Regions from separate parts of the Homo sapiens genome. Here region 2 is linked to region 1. Evidence: read pairs that join two places in POLR2A ChIA-PET (ENCODE). Cell type or tissue: endothelial cell of umbilical vein. All regions are shown on one strand. Links, peaks and the distances in the headings refer to the core of each region. The heading gives the core; the rest is flanking DNA.

What was found. ChIA-PET counts read pairs that join two places held together with the same protein. Peaks named below come from ENCODE experiments on the same cell type or tissue, not always from the same donor. Only the 100,000 strongest peaks of a DNase experiment are listed, where the experiment ranks them.
Region 2: POLR2A ChIA-PET joins it to region 1 with 6 read pairs; 3 of 35 experiments call an interaction of 5 or more read pairs at or near these places.

What each region holds. Positions count from the first base shown.
Region 1 is chr14:34,513,561-34,530,378 of GRCh38, forward strand. It overlaps EAPP (E2F associated phosphoprotein), which reads right to left. Exons shown (of 6, transcript NM_018453.4): 4 at 15,798-15,915; 5 at 11,137-11,247; 6 at 2,378-3,026. The coding sequence ends at 2,750. Among named protein-coding and RNA genes, the nearest start is that of EAPP, 18 kb to the right of the region's middle. In endothelial cell of umbilical vein, for the core only: no CTCF peak of the experiment used is centred there; a DNase peak (open chromatin) is centred at 9,101; H3K27ac peaks cover 276 bases.
Region 2 is chr14:34,597,409-34,601,408 of GRCh38, forward strand. SNX6 (sorting nexin 6) reads right to left here. Exons shown (of 14, transcript NM_152233.4): 7 at 142-237. Among named protein-coding and RNA genes, the nearest start is that of SNX6, 31 kb to the right of the region's middle. In endothelial cell of umbilical vein, for the core only: no CTCF peak of the experiment used is centred there; no DNase peak of the experiment used is centred there.

The DNA of each region.
Region 1 (16,818 bases), core at 7,333-11,332:
GGAGATCGAGACTATCCTGGCTAACACGGTGAAACCCCATCTCTACTAAAAATACAAAAATTAGCTGGATGTGGTGGCACATGCCTGTAGTACCAGCTGTTTGGGAGGCTGAGGCAGGAGAATCACTTGAACCTGGGAGGCAGAGGTTGCAGTGAGCCGAGATCATGCCACTGCACTCCAGCCTGGCAACAGAGCGAGACTCCATCTCAAAAAAAAAATTAATTAAATAAAATAAAAAATAAAAATGAAAAAATAAAGTATATATATTGCTTCCAATCAAATAGATATCAGTATATTATAAAAATTATGAAGTACAATAGCCATTTTTTTTTTTCTGAGACAGAGACTCGCTCTGTCGTCCAGGCTGGAGTGTAGTGGCGCAATCTAAGCTCACTGCAAGCTCCGCCTCCTGGGTTCAAGCAATTCTCCTGCCTCAGCCTCCCAAGTAGCTGGGATTACAGGCACGTGCCACCAAACCCAGCTAATTTTTGTATATTTAGCAGAGACGGGGTTTCACCATGTTGGCCAGGCTGGTCTCGAACTCCTGACCTCAGGTGATCCACCAACTTCGGCCTCCCAAAGTGCTGGGATTACAGGCATGAGCCACCATGCCTGGCAGAAGTATAATAGGTATAAGACATTGGAGATTCCTTAGAAATTATCAGTTTTCTGTCCCCACCTCATTCATACAAACACTCCGTAACTGGTTCCAGCTCTCTTTACACATAGCTTGTAGAAAACATAGAAGGGTAGGAGGTGAGGAAAGCATCTTTTCTCTTATGGAATATGCAGAGGTCCCCCTCAAGCTTTGTTGACACCTGATCTCTGTAGGAGACTACTGCTCTTGTCTAGTATTTTCATTTTATAGATGAGAAAACTGGGCCTCAAAGGAACAGACTTGTCCAAGATTAGCATAGCAGAGCCTGAGTTAAAACACATTTTCTGGCTGGGCGCGGTGGCTCATGCCTATAATCCCAGCACTTTGGGACGCCAAGGCGGGCGGATCACCTGAGGTTGGGAGAAACAACCCAAATCATATCATTCTTTCATTTTTAAGAGAGGGCCTCAATCTGTTACCCAGGCTAGAATGCAGTGGCATGATCAAAGCTCAGTTCAGCCTTGGTCTGCCAAGCTCAAGTGATCCTCCCACCTCAGCCTCCCAAGTAGCTGGGACTATAGGCACACACCACCACGTTCAGCTAATTTTTAATTTTTTTTTTTTTTTTTTTGTAGAGACAGGGCCTTGCTATGTTGCCCAGGCTGGTCTTGAACTCCTGGTCTCAAGCGATCCTCCCTCCTCAGCCTCCCAAAGTGCTGGAATTATAGTCATGAGCCACTGCATTCAGCCATATCATTCTTTTAAAGACTGAAAATACACAGATGCCTACAATGCAATTTCCCCTCAAGCTGCCACTGGTTTTTATATTAATACCCCAAAAAATTATATCTTGGTTGTTTGCAACAGAAGTAATAAATAGCAGGCACAAGAGGTGGCAGCAGAATTTTTTTTTTTCTTTTTTCTTTGAGACAGGGTCTTGCTCTGTCACCCAGGTGGGAGTGGAGTGGCAAGATCTCGGCTCACTGCAACCTCCACCTCCCAGGTTCAAGTGATTCTCCTGCCTCAGCTTCCTAAGTAGCTAGGATTACAGGCGCCCACCACCAGGCCTGGCTAATTTTTGTATATTTAGTAGAAATGGGGTTTCACCATGTTAGCCAGGCTGCCCTGGAACTCCTGACCTCAAGTGATCAGCCCAGCTAGGTCTCCCAAAGTGCTGGAATTACAGGGGTGAGCCACCACACCCGGCCAGAATTTTTAAGTCTAGTCAGAAGGGGAGGTTGCTTTCCCTCACCATAAATTTATATTTTAAAATGTGCATTCATTAAGTTTAGAATACTGGTAAGTGTACTCCTTTTCAGAAAAGGACCTTTATTACTTAAAGCATCTGACAGTACCTACTCCATGCAATTGTTTGTTTCTTTGTTGTTTGTTTTGAGACAAAGTCTTACTCTCACCCAGGCTGGAGTACAGTGATATGATCTCAGCTCACTGCAACCTCAGCCTCCCAGGTTCAAGCAATTCTCCTGCCTCAGCCTCCCGAGTAGCTGGAATTACAGGTGCACACCACCACGCCCAGTTGATTTTTCTATTTTTAGTAGAGACAGACAGCGTTTCACCATGTTGGTCAGGCTGGTCTCAAACTCCTAAACTCCTGAACTCCTGATCCACCCGCCTTGACCTCCCAAAGTGCTGGGATTACAGGCAGGAGCCAAAGCTACCAGCCTATTCCACGCAATTGTAACAGTTACTAAATACTGTCATTCATCATGTGGGGTGGGGGTGAATAAAGATACATCTTAGCAAAAACAATACAGACAATTCAGGAAAGAGTTTCCAGTTTAATTACATCAAAGCTATATCCAAAATAAAAATAACACTCAGAAACAAAGATTGCTTATAATTCCAGAACATTTTAATTCTACAGAGCTTTAATAAAAAGCCCGACAGTTTCCAAATGTTCATCAAAAACAGAATGAATATCAGTCCCATCAATAAGGGGGAAAATCAAAGAAAAAAAAAAGGAGAGGGTGAGAGATGTAAGAGATGAATGAAGGTTGACAACTATTCTCCTTTAAAAAGAGAAACACTGCTTCCTCAATGTCACTGAAGGATATGAACAGGCAAGAGGAAAGTAACTGTCCATATTTGCCTTATATACAGTATTGGGTAATTAAATGCCAGTTGGGCTGTTTAGGAATGGCTTGCTAAAACATTGAAAAAATGAAAGACTTCATCCTTGTCGTAGACTGCCACTTCAGTGGAACATTCAGTGCACATGACTGGGTGATAGATTTCTTCCACATCTGTCTCTGCCTTCTCGGCAGCATCTTCCCGGTTAGACCTCATCTTCTTATGGACCCGCCTTTTCTTCCTGTTCTCTGAGGCTTTATATCTTAGAACCTCCTCTTTGTTAATAGAACAATTCATTACAAACATTGCTCTATATTGAGTTTTGTATGATTCATGCCTAAGAGAAAAATGAAATGGAGAATTGGGGTTTATGTTCTATGTTAATAGTTTATCCATTTAGATAAAATTTGAGAATACCAAAAACTTACTGAAATACCAACCAAAGACAAGACACAGGAACAAAACAGCAAGTTTAAAGAAATTTTAAACAGTTGTTTTAAGAATAATTAAAACTTGTGAACACAGCTCACTGCAGCCTTGAACTCTTAGCCTCAAGTGATCCTCCTGCCTCAGCCTCCCTGGTAGCTGGGATTACAGGCACAAGCCACTGCACCAGGCAGAAGAAACATTTTAGTATGTAACAGTGTAAGGAAGAAATGTATCCTCTTTCCTTCTGCTTTTTGAAAGTAACTTTTTTTTTTTTTTTGAGATGGAGTCTCGCTCTGTCGCCCAGGCTGGAGTGCAGTGGCGCGATCTCGGCTCACTGCAAGCTCCGTCTCCTGGGTTCACGCCATTCTCCTGCCTCAGCCTCCCGAGTAGCTGGGACTACAGGCGCCCGCCACCATGCCTGGCTAATTTTTTTGTATTTTTAGTAGAGATGGGGTTTCATTGTGTTAGCCAGGATGGTCTCGATCTTCTGACCTTGTGATCTGCCCGCCTCGGCCTCCCAAAGTGCTGGGATTTCAGGCGTGAGCCACCGCACCCAGACGATTCTATTTCTTTTTTTTTTTTTTTTTGAGATGGGGTTTCACTCTTGTTGTCCAGGCTGGAGTGCAATGGCGTGATCTCAGCTCACCACAACCTCTGCCCCCCGGGTTCAAGTGATTCTCCTGCCTCAGCCTCCCAAGTAGCTGGGATTACAGGAATGCACCACCACACCTGGCTAATTTTGTATTTTTTAGTAGAGACAGGGTTTCACTATGTTGGTCAGTTTCATCTTGAACTCCTGACCTCAGGTAATCTGTCCACCTCGGCCTCCTAAAGTGCTGGGATTACAGGCATGAGCCACCGTGCCTAGCCTGATTCCTTGTATTTCTGTGGTCTCAGTTGTTATGCCTTCTTTTCTATTTCTAATTTATTTGGGCCTTCTCTCTTTTTTTCTAAGAGGTTTGTCAATTGTATCTTTTAAAATTATCAACTTTTAATTTCATTAATCTTCTGGCTTGTTTGTTTGGGTTTTTTGGGGTCTCAATTTCATTCATTCCTGCCTTGATCTTTATTATTTCTTTCCTTTTATTTTATTTAATAAATTAATTTTTTTTTTGAGATGGAGTCTCGCTCTGTCACCCAGGCTGGAGTGCAATGGTGTGATCTCGGCTCACTGCAACCTCTGCCTCCCGGGTTCAAGCGATTCTCCTGCCTCAGCCTCCTGAGTAGCTGGGATTAAAGGTGTACGCCACCACACTTGGCTCATTTTTGTATTTTTAGTAGAGACAGGGTTTCACCAGGTTGGTCAGGCTGGTCTCAAACTCCTGACCTCGTGATCTGCCTGCTTTAGCCTCCCAAAGTGCTGGGATTACAGGTGTGAGCCACCATGCCCAGCCTCTTTCCTTCTATTAATGTTGGATTTGGTCTGTCCTTGCTTTTCTAGTTCCTTGAGGTGTATCATTAGATTATTTGGGTGAAATGTTCTGTAAATGTCAGTTAGGCTTCTTTGGTCTACTGTGTAGTTTAACTCTGATGTTTCTTTATGGTTTTCTATCTGGATGATCTGTCCATTACTGAGAGTGGAGTGTTGAAGTCCCCTACTATTATTGTATTGCAATACTAATACTGTATTGTATCTCTCCCTTTAGATTTTTTTTTTTTTTTTTTTTTTTTTTTGAGATGGAGTCTCACTCTGTCACCCAGGCTGCAGTGCAATAGCACGATCTTGGCTCACTGCAACCTTCACCTCCCAGCTTCAAGTGATTCTCCCACCTCAGCCTCCTGAGTAGCTAGATTACAGGCACCCGCCATCATGCCCAGCTAATTTTGGTATTTTTGTGGAGATGGGGTTTCACCATGTTGGCCAGGCTGGTCTCAATCTCCTGACGTTGTGATCCACCAACCTCGGCCTCCTGAAGTGTTGGGATTACAGGCGTGAGCCACTGCGCCCAGCCCCTTTGGATCTATTAATGTTTATATACCTGGGAGTTCCAATGTTGGCTGCATAGATATTTATACTGTTATATAAATTCCTCTTGCTGAATTGACCCCTTTATATAGTAAACTTCTTTGTTTCCTTTTTACAGTCCTTGATTGTAGTCTGTTTTAAGGACAGCTATTCCTATACTGGTTTCCAGCTGCATGAAATATCTTTTCCCATTCATGTTCAGTCCATGTGTCCTTACAAGTGAAGCAAGTTTCTTCTAGGCAGCATATAGTTGAGTCTTGTTTGTTGATCCATTCAGCCACTGTCTGCCTTTAAATTGGAGAAGTGAGTCCATTTACATTGTGTTAGTACTGATAAGTAAGGATTTGCTACTGATGTGGCTTGGGTCTGTGTCCCTGCCCCAATCTCATGTCAAATTGTAATCTCCAATGTTGGAGGTGGGACCTGGTGGGAGGTGACTAGATCTTGGGGGCAGACTTCCCCCTCGTGCTGCTCTTGTGATAGTGAGTACTCACAAGATTTGATTGTTTAAAAGTATGTGGCACCTCCCCTCTCTCTCTTCCTCTTGCTCTGGCCATGTAAGATGTGCCTGCTTCCCCTTTGCCTTCTGCCATCATTAAAAGTTTCCTGGCCAGGTGCACTGGCTCAAGCCTGTAATCCCAGCACTTTGGGAGGTCAAGGCGGGTGGATCACCTGAGGTCAGGAGTTCAAGACCAGCCTGACCGATATGGTGAAACCCCACCTCTACTAAAAATACAAAAATTAGCCAGGAGTGGTGGTGTGTGCCTGTAGTCCCAGCTACTTGGGAGACTGAGACAGGAGAATTGCGTGAACCTGGGTGGTGGAGGTTGCAGTGAGCCAAGATCGTGCCACTGCACTCCAGCCTGGGTGACAAGCAAGACTCCCTCTCAAAAAAAAAAAAAAAGTTTCCTGAGACCTCCCCAGCCATGCTTCCTATACAGCCTGTGGAATTATGAGCCAATTAAACTTCTTTCTTTATAAATTATCCAGTCTCGGGTATTTCCTTATAGCAGTGCAAGAGCAGACTAATACAACTACTGGCATTTTGCTGCTTTTTTTCTGGTTGTTTTGTAACTCTTCCCTTCCTTACTGTCTTCCTTCGTGATTAAGTGATTTTCTCTGGTAGTATGTTTTAATCCATTGCTTTTTGATTTTGGTGAATCTATTATAGGTTTTTGCATTATGGTTATCATGAAATCACAAAAAAAAAACTTACAGTTATAACAAGGTTCTTTCTTTTCTTTTTTTTTTTTTTTTGAAACAGAGTTTCGCCCTTGTTGCCCAGGCTGAAGTGCAGTGGCGCAATCTTGGCTCACTGCAACCTCCACCTCCCTGGTTCAAGTGATTCTCCTGCCTCAGGCTGCTGAGTAAGCTTGGATTACAGGTGTCCGCCACGACTTCCGGCTAATTTTTTATATTTTTAGTAGAGATGGGGTTTCACCATGTTGGCCAGGCTGGTCTCGAACTCCTGACCACAGGTGATCCACCTGCCTCAGCCTCCCAAAGTGCTAGGATTACAGGCATGAGCCACCATGCCTGGCCCAGTTCTTTCTTTTCTCTCTTTATTTTTTTCTTCTTTTTTTGAGACAGAGTCTCACTCTGTCACTCAGGCTGGAGTGAAGTGGTGTGATCTTGGCTCACTGCAACCTCCACCTCCTTGGTTCAAGCAATTCTCCTGCCTCAGCCTCCCCAGTAGCTGGGATTACAGGCACGCGCCAACACGCCCAGCTAATTTTTGTATTTTTAATAGAGACAGAGTTTCACCATGTTGGCCAGGCTGGCCTTGAACTCCTGACCTCAGGTGATCCACCCTCCCCTGCCTCCCAAAGTGCTAGGATTACAGGCATGAGCCACCACACCTAGCCCTTTATTTCTGAGACAGAGTCTCACTCTGTCCCCCAGGCTGGAATGCAGTGGTGCAATCTCAGCTCACTGCAACCTGTGCCTCCCAGGTCCAAACAATTCTCGTGCCTCAGCCTCCCAAAAAACTGGGATTATAGGCAAATGCCACCATGCTCAGCTAATTTTTTAATATTTTTAGTACAGAGGGGTTTCACCGTGTTGGCCAGGCTTGTCTCAAACTCCCTGCCTCAAGTGATCCACCCGCTTCCGCCTCCCAAAGTGCTGGGATTACAGGATAAACCACCACACCCAGCCTGGCATTTTTTTTTTTCATTCCACTCCCTCCTGATCTGTATGCTTTCCACTGAGAAATCTGTTGCCAGATGAACTGTAGCTACTTTATATGCTATTTGCTTCATTTATCTTGCTCCTTTCAAGATCCTCTCTTTGTCCATAACCTTTGGACAGTTTTACTGTTTTATTGTTATATGCCTGGGGGTGGTTTTATTTGAGTCAAATGTGTTTGGTGTTCTCTGGCCATAAATATCTCCTTCTCAAGTTTTGGAACATTTTCTGCTATTATTATAATTATTATTTTTGAGACCAAGTTTTGCTCTTGTTGCCCAGGCTGTAGTGCAATGGTGTGATCTCAGCTCACTGCAACCTCCGCCTCCTGGGTACAAGCGATTCTCCTGCCTCAGCCTCCCGAGTAGCTTGGATTACAGGCATGCACCACCACGCCCAGCTAATTTGATTACATTTTTAGTAGAGACAGGGTTTCACCATGTTGGCCAGGCTGGTCTCGAACTGCTGACCTCAGGTGATCCACCCACCTCCGCCTCCCAGAGTGCTGGGATTACAAGTGTCAGCCACCATCCCCAGCTACTGCTATTAATTTTTTGAATAAGCTTTCTACTCCTTGCTTTTGCTCTACTCCCTCCTGAGTACCAATTCTTAGATTTAATCTTTTGAGATAATATTTTATATCTTGTAGACCTTCATACCTTTTCTTTCTCCTCTGATTGTGCATTTTCAAACAGTCTATCTTTAAGCTCACTGATTCTTTCTTTTGCTGATCCCTTCTGCTGTTGAGAGCCTCTAATGAATTTTTTAGTTCAGCAAATATATTTCTCAGAGTTCCCAGATTTCTTTTTTTTTTTTTTTTTTAGATGGAGTCTCGCTCCATTGCGCAGGCTGGAATGCAGTGGCATGATCTCGGCTCACTGCAACCTCTGCCTCCTGGGTTCAAGCGATTCTCCTGCCTCAGCCTCCCGAGTAGCTGGGACTATAGGCACATGCCACCACGCCCAGCTAATTTTTTGTATTTTTAGTAGAGACGGGGTTTCACCATGTTAGCCAGGATGGTCTCGATCTCCTGACCTCGTGATCAGCCCTCCTCAGTCTCCCAAAGTGCTGGGATTACAGGCGTGAGCCACTGTGCCCGGCTGAGTTCCCAGATTTCTGTTTTATTTTATTTTGTTCTTCTTTTAGAGACAGAGTCTGACTCTGCCACCCATTCTGGAGTACAGTGGCACAATCATGGCTCACTGCAGCCTCGACTTCCAGGGCTCAAGTGATCTTCCCACCTCAGCCTCCAAAGTAGCTGGGTCTATAAGCGTATGCCAAGACACCAACTAAGTTTTTTTCGTTTTCTGTAGAGACAGAGTCTTACTATGTTGCCCAGACTGGTCTCAAACTCCTGGCCTCAAGCCATCCTCCCAGCTTGGCCTCCCAAAGTAGTGGGATTACAGGTATGAGCCACTGTGCCCATAATTTTTTTAATTATTTCGATCTCTGTTAAATTTATCTGATAAATTTCTGAATTGCCTGGGCTGTCTTGGAGATCACTCAGTTTTCTTAAAACTGCTATTTTGAATTCTTGGTCAGAGAGTTCACATATCACAGTATTGTGATATGTGATATGTGATAAGGGTTCACTTGATTCCTTGTTTTGTCCATTTGAAGAGGTCATGGTTCCATTTGCTACTGTGTCTTGTGGATGTAAATGTACATCTTTGTATTGAAGGATTAGTTATTTGTTCCAGTCTTCTCTGCTTTGCTTTTTTTTGGTTATTAGATATGTTTGCCTAGAGATTCTTTGTAATTTGCAATTTGCATGTTGATATTCTTTCTTTTTCCTTTCTTCCCACTACGTCATTGCTTCCTTTTTGGCACCAGATGGCACTTTAAGCCTCAGTTCTAGTAAACACTGAGCGTGCTGCCTGTTCCAAATGAAGTGGGGGGTGGGTCCCAAAGAGGATAGGGATATCCCAGTAGGATGGGAATGCTGGCTAGGGGTTCACACTTGGGACCTGGCTTTGTCTCTGGCTATCCTTCTTTGTCTCTGGCTATCCTCAGGGATATTTTTTCCTTCAGGCACTCTCAGTGCTTCCTATGAGTTGAGGCAGGGACAGATCTCTTACCAGAGAACTCAAAAAGGTAAAGAAGCTGGTTGTACACTTCCATCTTACTTTTTCTAATGTAAAAATCATGAGCTCAGGGGAATTTTTCTGCTCACTTGGTGCCAGGCAGATTGTGGAGAAGGATAAGCAGATATGGAAGAACAATTCTCTTACTGTCTGCTTTAAGTTTTTTTTACTTCTCTGTGGCCCTAGAAACTGTCTCCTCCTTATATTGAGATCTGGGATACTGGTGGTGATAGCTTCAGTGCTGTATATTTGGTTTTGGTATTCTGCAGGGGGAAGGAGAGCCAGTTTGCTTCTATGCTGCTATTTTGCACTAGAAAAGATACCTTTTTTTTTTTTTTTTGAGACGGAGTCTCGCTCTGTTGCCCAGGCTGGAGTGCAGCGGCGTGACCTCGGCTCACTGTAAGCTCCGCCTCCTGGGTTCACGCCATTCTCCTGCCTCAGCCTCCGGAGTAGCTGGGACTACAGGCGCCCGCCACCATGCCCGGCTAATTTTTTGTATTTTTAATAGAGACAGGGTTTCACCGTGGTCTCGATCTCCTGACCTCGTGATCCGCCCACCTCGGTCTCCCAAAGTGCTGGGATTACAGGCGTGAGCCACCACGCCCAGCCCGTTTTTTTTTTTTTTTTGGAGAGAGAGATGGGGATCTCACCTTTGTTTTGTTGCCCAGGCTGGAGTGCAGTGGTGGTCACAGCCCACTGCAGTCTTGAATTCTTGAGCTCAAGCCATCCTCTCACCTCAGCCTATCGAGTAGCTGGGTCTACACGCATACATCACTATACTCAGCTAATTTTTTATTTTTTTATTTTTTGTAGAGATGAGGTATCACTATGTTGCCTAGGCTGGTCTCAAACTCCTAGGCTCAAGTGATCGCCTTAGCCTCCCATAGCACTGGGATTACAGGCATGAGTCACTGTGCCCAACTTTAAAAGTATAAAAGCTACATTTAATATAACTATATATAATCAAAATTAATTGTATAAAGATTAGTCACACAGCACCAAGAATCTAAGTACAGAACTTTATCAGAATTCCTGAGTACCTCAAAAGTCTGTTTCTGGGCTGGGCACAGTGGCTCACGCATGTAATCCCAGCACTTTGGGAGGCCGAGGTGGGCAGATCACTTGAGGTCAGGAGTTCAAGACCAACCTGGCCAACATGGTGTGACCCTGTCTCTACTAAAAATATAAAAATAAGGCCGGGCGTGGTAGCTCACAGCTGTAATCCCAGCACTTTGGGAGGCCAACGCAAGTGGATCACAAGGTCAGGAGTTCAAGATCAGCCTGGCCAAGATGGTGAAACCCTGTCTGTACTAAAACTACAAAAATTAGCCGGGTGTGGTGGCAGGCACCTGTAATCCCAGCCACTTGGAGGCTGAGGCAGAAGAATCACTTGAACCTGGGCAGCAGAGGTTGCAGCGAGCCAAGATTGCACCACTATACTCCAGCTTGTACGACAGAGTGAGACTTCATCTCAACAAAACAAAACAAAACTATATCTATCTATCTATCTATCTATCTAGATCTAGATCTAGATCTAGATACACACAAAAACTAGCCAGGCATGGTGGTGGCCGCTTGTAATCCCAGCTACCTGGGAGGCTGAGGCAGGAGACTCGCTTGAACCCACGGGGCGGAGGTTGCAGTGAGGCGAGATTGTGCCACTGCACTCCAGCCTGGGCAACAGAGTAAGACTCTGACTTCAAAAAAAAAAAAGTCTGTTTCTAATTTAAACAAAATATGTATGTGTGTGTGTGTGTGTGTGTGTGTCCTTCATCCATTACCTTTGGCAATCAAGGCAAAGTGTGGTCATGCAGGCAGGACAATTCAAGACAGCATCACTATTTGGAACAGGCTGTTGTTGACGTGATCTCTGTGGTCCCAAACCATGGTAACTAGAACAGAAGAAGAAAGTGGGGAGAAAAACATATTAAAACCAGATCTTGGTTTCTAGTGTCATTTTCCAATAAAAAGAACCAGTACTATTCAGAGAAATGGCTAATTCTAGGAATAAGGAACACAAGATGAACCTGGAGCATCTTTTAGTGCCAGAAAAGAAGGAAGTAATCAAGAAAACAAAAACAAAACAGTGAGGTGGTTATGACAAAGGGAAACAGGAGCCAACTGAACAAGTCACCAACTGCCAAAGCTGAAACTGAGCAACAAAATAAAGTAGGACTGGATTACAACCCAAAGTATAAATACCCACGAATCCACGCTAATATAAATGTACTGAATAAATAAATAAATGGAGGAGAACAGACAAATCCCCACACAGAATTCTAAATAATCTATAAAGATGCTCTTCCCTCACAGTGGTGGAGTATAACTCCCTAGTCCTTAAGTCTGGGTTGGACACAGTGACTTCCTTCCAAAGAGTACGGTATGGTAAGGCGGGGTAAAAGACTAACTTTACAGTAGAGAAAGTTAACACTGGTCAGCAAGGTGATCGAGGTCAATACCAACACACAAAACTCAGGTTGGTAGTATGTACTCTTGATATAATGTGAGGAAAATGGCTCTCTACTTCTATGTTCTTACTTATAAAAATCCATAATCCCATCCTAATTATGAGAAAAAACAACAGACAAATTCCAACAGAGGGGCCTCCTACATAGACCTGATTAGTGCTCCTCAAAGTAATTAAGGGCACTGAAAACAAGGAAAGTCTAAGAAACTGACAGAGTCAAGAAGAGCCCAGGGAGACATGACAACTAAAAGTGATGTACTATCCTACACGGGGTCCTCAAACAGAAAAAGAACAGTACATAAAAACTAAGGAAATGTTTTAAAATTATGGACTTTGATTAATAATAATGTATCAAGGCCGGGCTCGGTGGCTCACGCCTGTAATCCCAGCACTTTGGGAGGCCGAGGCGGGCGGATCACGAAGTCAAGAGATCAAGACCATCCTGGCCAACATGGTGAAACCCCATCTCTACTAAAAAAATACAAAAATTAGCTGGGCGTGGTGGCACATGCCTGTAGTCCCAGCTACTCAGGAGGTTGAGGCAGGAGAATCGGTTGAACCCAGGAGACGGAGCTTGCAGTGAGCCGAGATCACGCCACTGCACTCCAGCCTGGGCGACAGAGCGAGACTCTGTCTCCAAAAAAATAAAAAATAAAAAAAATAATAATGTATCAATATTAGTCCATTAATTGTGACAAGTGTACCAAAAATAAAAGTCCATGAATTTTTTAAAAACAGTAAAGCTACATTAAAAAACAAGCACACAGGCTGGGCATGGTGGCTCACGCCTGTAATCCCAGCACTTTGGGAGGCTGAGGTGGGTGGATCACAAGGTCAGGAGTTCAAGACCAGCCTGGCTAACATGGTGAAACCCCGTCTCTACTAAAAATACAAAAATTAGCTAGGCATGGTGGCGGGTACCTATAATCTCAGCTACTTGGGAGGCTGAGGCAGAGAACTGCTTGAACCCAGGAGGTGGAGGTCACAGTGAGCCGAAATTGCGATACTGCACTCCAGCCTGGGCAACAGAGCGAGACTCTGTCCCAAAAAAACAAAAACAAAAACAAGCATAGAGCCAGGCTGGAATTACACCTGTAATCCCAGGCCAAGGTGGGCAGATCACTTGAGCCTAGGAGTTTGAGACCAGCCTGGGCAACATGGTGAAACCCTGTCTCTATAAGAAAATAAAAAAAAAAATGAAAATAAAAATAAACAAGCATAAACCGGGCATGGTGGCTCACACCTTTAATCCCAGCACTTAAGGAGGCCAAGGTAGGAGGGGATTGCTTGAGCCCAGGAGTTTAAGATCAGCCTGGGCAACATAGCAAGACCTTGTGTCTATTAAAAATTAAATTAGAAACAAAAAAAACAAGCATGGACTCAGGAGGCTGAGGCAGGGGGATCATTTGAGCCCAGGAGTTCAGGGCTACATTGAGGTATGATAGCATCAGTGCACTACAGTCTGGGCAACACAGCAAGACCCTGTCTTTAAATTAAAAAAAAAATGACCGGGTGCGGTGGCTCATGCCTGTAACCCCAACACTTTGGGAGGCCGAGGCAGGTGGATCATCTGAGGTCAGGAGTTCGAGACCAGCCTGACCAACATGGAGAAACCCCATCTCTACTAAAAATACAAAATTAGCCAGGTGCAGTGGCACATGCCTGTAATCCCAGCTACTCAGGAGGCTGAGACAGAAGAATCGCTTGAACCTGGGAGGAGGAGGTTGCGGTGAGCCAAGATCACATTTGCACTCCAGCCTGGGCAACAAGAGCAAAACTCCGTCTCAAAAAAAAAAAAAAAAAAATGGCCTGGCACAATGGCTCACACCTGTAATGCCAGCACAGGAGGTGAAGACAGGAGGATCACCTGGGGCCAGGAGTTCAAGATCACCTTGGGCAACACAGCTAGACCTCTCTATTAAAAAAATTTTTTTAATTAGCCAGGTGGTGTGTGCCTATAGTCCCAGCTACTCAGAAGGCTGAGGTGGGAGGAGTGCTTGAACCCGGGAGGCGGTGTGTGCCTACAGTCACAGCTACTCAGGAAGCTGAACCAGGAGGAGTGCTTGAGCCCAGAAGTTTGAGGATACTGTGAGCTATAACTGCACCACTGCACTCCAGCCCAGGCATCTCTTAAAAAAAGGTGGGGGCAGAGGGTGTGGAAACAACACAAACATCCATCCCTCAGTGGATGAAAGGATAAACAAATTGTGGTATACACATACAATGGGATACTATTCAGTCATAAAAAGTAGAGAAGTACTGACATGTGCTAAAATGTAGATGAACTTCAAAAGCACTATGCCCAGTGAAAGAAGCCAGATATAAAAGGTCACATACTGTATAATATCCCATTCATAAGAAATATCTAAAATAAGCAAATCCACAGAGACAGTGCACAGATCAGTGGCTGCCAAGGGGCTGAGGGGAAGGGTAGGGAAACTACCTAACAGTACAGCGTTTCCTTTTGGGATGATGAAAATGGTTGAAACTACATAAAAGTGGTGGCTGTGCAACATTGTGAATGGTATTAAATGCCACTAAATTGTTCACTTTTAAAGTGGGTACTTTTGTTATGTGAATTTTATCTCAAAAAAAATTTTTAACTGCTCCTTGCAGAGCAGGGCTACTCCATAAGCAGTGTACCTAGAGTAGCCTCATCTCAATTTTTTTTTTTTTTTTGAGACAGTCTCATTCAGTCGACCAGGCTGGAGTACAGTGGTACAATATCAGCTCACTGCAACCTCCACCTCCTGGGATCAAGCGATTCTTGTGCCTCCAGAGTAGCTGTGATTACAGGCACACACCACCATGCCAAGGTAATTTTTGTATTTTTAGTAGAGATGGGGTTTCGCCATGTTGGCCAGGCTGGTCTTGAACTCCTGACTTCAAGTGATCCGCCCGCCTTGGCCTCCCAAAGTGCTGGGATTACAGGTGTGAGCCATCATGCCCAGCCTCATCTCAATTTTTAAAAATCAAATTTGTAAGTAGTTAAAAAGAACAATTTGCTAAATCCACTCTTCATCCACAAAACCCTTTTTTTTTTTTTTTTTTTTTTTTGAGATAGGGTCTCATTCTGTCGTCCAGGCTGGAGTGGAGTGGCGTGATCTCAGCTCACTGCAACCTCCACCTCCCAGGTTTGGGCAATTCTCCCGCCTCAGCCTCCTGAGTAGCTGGAATTACAGGTGTGCGCCACTATGGCCCCACTAATTTTTGTATTAGTAGAGACAGAGTTTCACTATGTTCGCCAGGCTGGTCTCAAACTCCCGACCTCAGGTGATCCACCTGCCTCGGCCTCCCAAAGTTGCTGGGATTACAGGTATAAGCCACCACCCTGGCCCATCCACATAAACTCTTAATCTCAAAGTAATTTAAAACAGCATCTGAAAAAAAAAGTCAGTTTTTCTTGAGGGAGAGATTGACTAACGCAGCCTAAATTCAACAAGTTTAAAAAAAAACAAAAAAACAATTGTCGGGCTGGATGCAGTGGCTCAAGCCTGTAATCCCAGCACTTTGGGAGGCCGAGACAGGTGAATCACGAGGTCAGGGGTTCGAGACCAGCCTGGCCAACATGGTGAAACCCGGTCTCTACTAAAAATACAAAAAATTAGCTGTGTGTGGTGGCAGGCGCCTGTAATCCCAACTACTCGGGAAGCTGAGGCAGGAGAATCTCTTGAACGCAGGAGGCGGAGGTTGCAGTGAGCCAAGATCGCGCCACTGCACTCCAGCCCAGGCGACAGTGCAAGACTCTGTCTCAAAAATAATAATAAAAATTTAAAAAATTTTAAAAAAAAGTCTCACTAAAATTTGCTGGTTATTTTCAAAATAAACTACTGAGCAGTTTTTTCCTCTAACTTTTTTGTTTGTGTGTGTGTGTTTGTGTAAACATATACACATATATTCAAAATGTGAATGTAGTAAAAATCATCTTTCAATCTTTTTTTCTAAAGATTCTAAATATTAACTTTAAGTTCTTACCCCCTTCTCTGTGCATCAACCCAGGCCTGATCTCTGTTATCTTTTTCAGGATCATACAGTAATTCGTCATTTGTTGGAATCTTGTGTTGTTTCTTCTTTTTTTTCTTGGTCACCTGTACTAATTTTGAAAATATTAGGATATGGCTAAGAATCATGTGTCAAGTTCACACTTCTTTAAATGAAGAGTCTCATTTCCCAAGCTACACATTTATTTATATTTTCCCTAAAAAGTTAAAAAAGGGACGGGCGCAGTGGCTCACACCTGTAATCCTAGCACTTTGGGAGGCCAAGGTGGGTGGATCACCTGACGTCAGGAGATCGAGACCAGCCTGGACAACATGGCGAAACCCCGTCTCTACTAAAAATACAAAATTAGGGCCAGGTGCGGTGGCTCACGCCTGTAATCCCAGCACTTTGGGAGACCAAGGTGGGCAGATCACCTGAGGTCAGGAGTTCGAGACCAGCCTGGCCAACATGGTGAAACCGCCTCTCTACTAAAAATATAAAAATTAGCTGGGCATGGTAGTAGGCACCTGTAATCCCAGCTACTTGGGGGCCTGAGGCAGAAAAACTGCTTGAACCCAGGAGGCAGAGGTTGCAGTGAGCCGAAATCGTGCCACTGCACTCCAGCCTGGGTGATGAGAGCGAGACTCCGTTTCAAAGAAAAAGAAAATAATAAAATAAAATACAAAATTAGCCAGGCGTGGTGGCAGGCACCTACAATCCCAGCTACCTGGGAGGCTGAGGCAGGAGAATCACTTGAACCCAGGCGGTGGAGGGTGTGGTGAGCCGAGATCACGCCATTGCACTCCAGCCTGGGCAACAAGAGCAAAACTCCGTCTCAAAAAAAAAAAGTTAAAAAAAACCCTTCATCTAAACAAGTGCTTGTCCAGGTAGGGTGCGGTAGCTCACAACCTATAATCCTAGAGCTTTGAGGGGCTGAGACAAGAGGATCGCTTGAGGCCAGGAGTTCAAGACCAGCCTGGCCAGCATAATGAGACCCCATCTCTACAAAAATAAA
Region 2 (4,000 bases), core at 1-4,000, 77 kb after region 1:
AGGATTCCTCCTGTTCCTAGGACTGAAGATTCTAACCGTCCAAATGTCTTTTACTCTAATTCTGCACATTTGAAATCTCAATCTATCTCCCTTTTAAAAGAAGTCTCAACTAATACCACAGTTAATCAAATAAAATCTTACCTTTACTCCTGAAACGATTACTCCATCTGCTGATTTAACCATGTTTTTAAAGAAGTCTTCAAGTTTCTCTTTTTTATTTTTTCCTCGCACACTCAACTGAAAGAAAGGTAATTTAACATTTTTAAGGTTACAAATGGAAAGCAGTGCCTCCTTTATTCTTTGATATTTAAATGGCAATCTCAAAAGGATCCTAGTTTTTAATCTTAATAAAGTGGAAATTTCATCATGCACATCAATGATTTTCAAATTTTAGGGCATAAAAAAGGAGTTTGGTAATAATATAGATATTCAGGACTCACTCTCAAAGATTCAGGTTCAGCTGGTCTACAAGAAGGCCTAGATATTTCACATTTTATGAGCATATCTGATAATTCTGTTGCAAGCAGCCCTCTCACCATATTTTGTCAAACACTGCTATATAAAATTTTAACAGACAATTAAAATTTTAGCTCGGGAGTTCCTTTAAACATGTGAAATTTATTGGGGCACAATATACCACTGTATGATTCCGCAATAACTCTGAATATATATCCTATACATTTGGAACTCTGAACTCATCCAAGTATCTCATCTGGCTTTTGGGGTCAGCAATTAATAGCACAAGGGACACAAAAAAGATGACTTTGAACAAATGAATGGTTATCCAAGGGCAAAACCAACAAGCAGCAGCTAACTCTTTGACTCCTAGCACTTGCTGTATCAGGGTGCCCCATAAAGGAGCAATTCATCTAATTCCCATGTACTTCCATTGCTTCAATGCTCACCTTTATGTAAATGACTCACAGATCTCTATCACTACCTGCTATGGTCTGAATGTATGTGTCCCCCTAAAGTTCACAGGATGAAAAAAATTTTTTTTGAGACACTGTCTCCCTCTGTCATCCAAGGCTGAAGTGCAGTGGCGTGATCTTGGCTCACTGCAACATCTGCCTTCTGGGTTCAAGTAATTTTCCTGCCTCAGCCTCCCGAGTAGCTGGGACCACAGGCATGTACCATCATGCCCAACTATTTTTAATAGAGATGGGATTTCACTGTGTTGGTCAGAGTGGTCTTGAACTCCTGACCTCAGGTGATCCAACCACCTTGGCCTCCCAAAGTGCTGGGATTACAGGCATGAGCCATCACGACTGGCCCATATCTTGAAGCTTAACCCCCAAGGTAATCATAATTAAGAAGAGGTGGGCCTGAGCCAGGCACAGTGGCTCCTGCTTGGAGTCCCAGCTACTTGGGAGGCTGAGGTGGGAGGATCATTTGACGCCAGGAGTTTGAGGCTGCAATGTGCTACAACTGCACCTGTGAATAGCCACTGCATTTCAGCCTGGGCAATACAGCAAGACTCTGTCTCTTAAAAATAGGTGGGGCTTTTGAGAAGTGATTAGGTCATGAGGGTAGAGCCTTCATAAATGGGATTAGTCCTTATAAAAGAGGCTGAGGGAATGTTACCCTCTTGCCCCTTCCTTCTGCTATGTGAGGACACAACAAAAAGGGCCACCTATGAAGCAGAGGGCCCTCACCAGACACGCAATCTGCTAGCACCCTGATCTTGGGCTTCCCATTCTCCAGAACTGTAAATGATAAATTCTGTTGTTTATAAATTACCCAGTCTAAGGTATTTTGTTATAGCAGCCAAACAGACTAGAATACTACCCATAAGCTCTTTCCTTAACTTTATATGTTATATCCAATTGCCCACATCATTTCCTTACACAGAGACTGTAACTGTAACCTCACATTAGATGAGTCTAACACAGTGCTCATTATAATCTAATCTCTGGGCTGGGCACGGTGGCTCACGCCTGTAATCCCAGCACTTTGTGAGGCCAAGGCGGGTGAATCACCTGAGGTCAGGAGTTCAAAACTAGCCTTGAAGAACATGGTGAAATCCTGTCTCTACTAAAAATACTAAAACTAGCTGGGCGTCGTGGCATCCGCCTATAATCCCAGCTACTAGGGAGACTGAGGCAAGAGAATCTTTTGAACCCAGGAGGCAGAGGTTGCCATGAGCCAATATCACGCCATTGCATTCCAGCCTGGACAACAAGAGCGAAACTCTGTCTAAAAAAAAAAAAAAAAAATTAGCCGGGCATGGTGAAATGTGCCTGTAATCCCAGCTACTCGGGAGGCTGAGGCTGGAGAATCGCTTGCACCTGGGAGGCAGAGGTTGCACTGAGCGGAGATCACACCACTGTACTCCAGCCCGGGCAACAGAGCAAGACTCTGTCTCAAAAAAAAAAAAAAAAAATCTGATCTCCAAAATTTCTGTCTTCCCTCTTTTGATCTGTGGCCCCTTCATCCAAACAGTCTTTCTGACTCCGACATGTTCCCTAAAATTCCATAGTTCTCATTAAAATCTTGAAATTTTTATAACTTCTTCCTTTCTTCATAGCTCAAATTCTAACAGCAAATGACTTAAAACTGTCCCTTTCCACTCCTACTCTCCAGTAAAAGTCTTCATCATCTCTTTCCTAGACTGAAGTATTAGTTAATAATTCTTATCTTATTCCAATCCATTCTGTTGCCTGGGACAGCTTTCTAAAATCAAATTTTGAGCATCTCATTCTTACTCAAAAATTTTAGTTTCTTTTCTCTTTTTTCTCTTTTGAGACAGAATATCACTCTGTCACCCATGCTGTGGCACAATCTCAGCTCACTGCAGCCTCCGCCTCCCACATTCAAGTGATTCTCATGTCTCAGCCTCCCAAGTAGCTGGGATTACAGGCAAGCGCCACCACGTCCAGCTTATGTTTGCGTTTTTAGTAGAGACAGGGGTTTCACCATGTTGCCCAGGCTGGTCTTGAACTACTGGCCTCAAGTGAATACCTTGCCTTGGCCTCCCAAGTGTTGGGATTACAGGAATGAGCCACCGCACCCGGCATTTTTCTTTCTTCTTCTTCTTTTTTTTTTTTTTAAAAAGAGACAGGTCTCACTATGTTGCCCAGGCTGGTCTCGAACTCCTTGGCTCAAGCAATCCTCCTGCCTCAGGCTCCCAAAGTACTGGGATTAAAGGTGTGACTTACTACAACTGGCCCAAATTCTTTGATCTTGAGGTTAACCTGTACATGAGCACTATGCTATATTTATTTTCTGCAAAAATTATGAATTAATCTTGTCATCCAAACACAGGTTCCAAGATTTGTATCAGTCATTCAGTAAAAAATTTTTTGCCAGCACTATGAACGAAGAAATCTTTAAAGTGCAATCACCTCGGCCAGGCATGGTGGCTCACACCTGTAATCCCAGCACCTTGGGAGGCCGACGCAGGCAGATCACCTGAGGTCAGGAGTTCGAGACCAGCCTGACCAATATGGTGAAACCCTGTCTCTATTAAAATATAAGAATTAGCCAGGTATGGTGGCTACTCGGGAGGTGGAGGCAGAGGAGTCGCTTGAACCTGGGAAGCAGAGGTTGTACTGAGTCGATACAGTGCCATTGCACTCCAGCCTGGGCGACAGAGACTCTGCCTCAAAAAAAAAAAAAGAGAGTTTTTAGGCAGGGAAGGAAAAAATAAGGAGTGATCAGCACCAATGGTCAGTTAAACAGATCCAGAGTCAATAATTTACCCGAATCTGGAATTCTTTAGCTCAATCACCTCCTTGGAATTCTCCACAAGGCTTCGGAAGACTCCAAACTCAAATTTAAGAAACATTAGTCAATGTGATAACCCTATTTCTTTTTTTTTTTTTTTTTTTTTTTTGAGACGGAGTCTCGCTTTGTCACCCAGGCTGGAATGCAGTGGCGCAACCTTGGCTCACTGCAACCTCCGCCTCCCGGGGTCAAGCGATTCTCTTGCCTCAGTCTCCCGAGTAGCTGGGACTACAGGCATGCGCCACCAAGCCCAGCTAATTTTTGTATTTTAAGT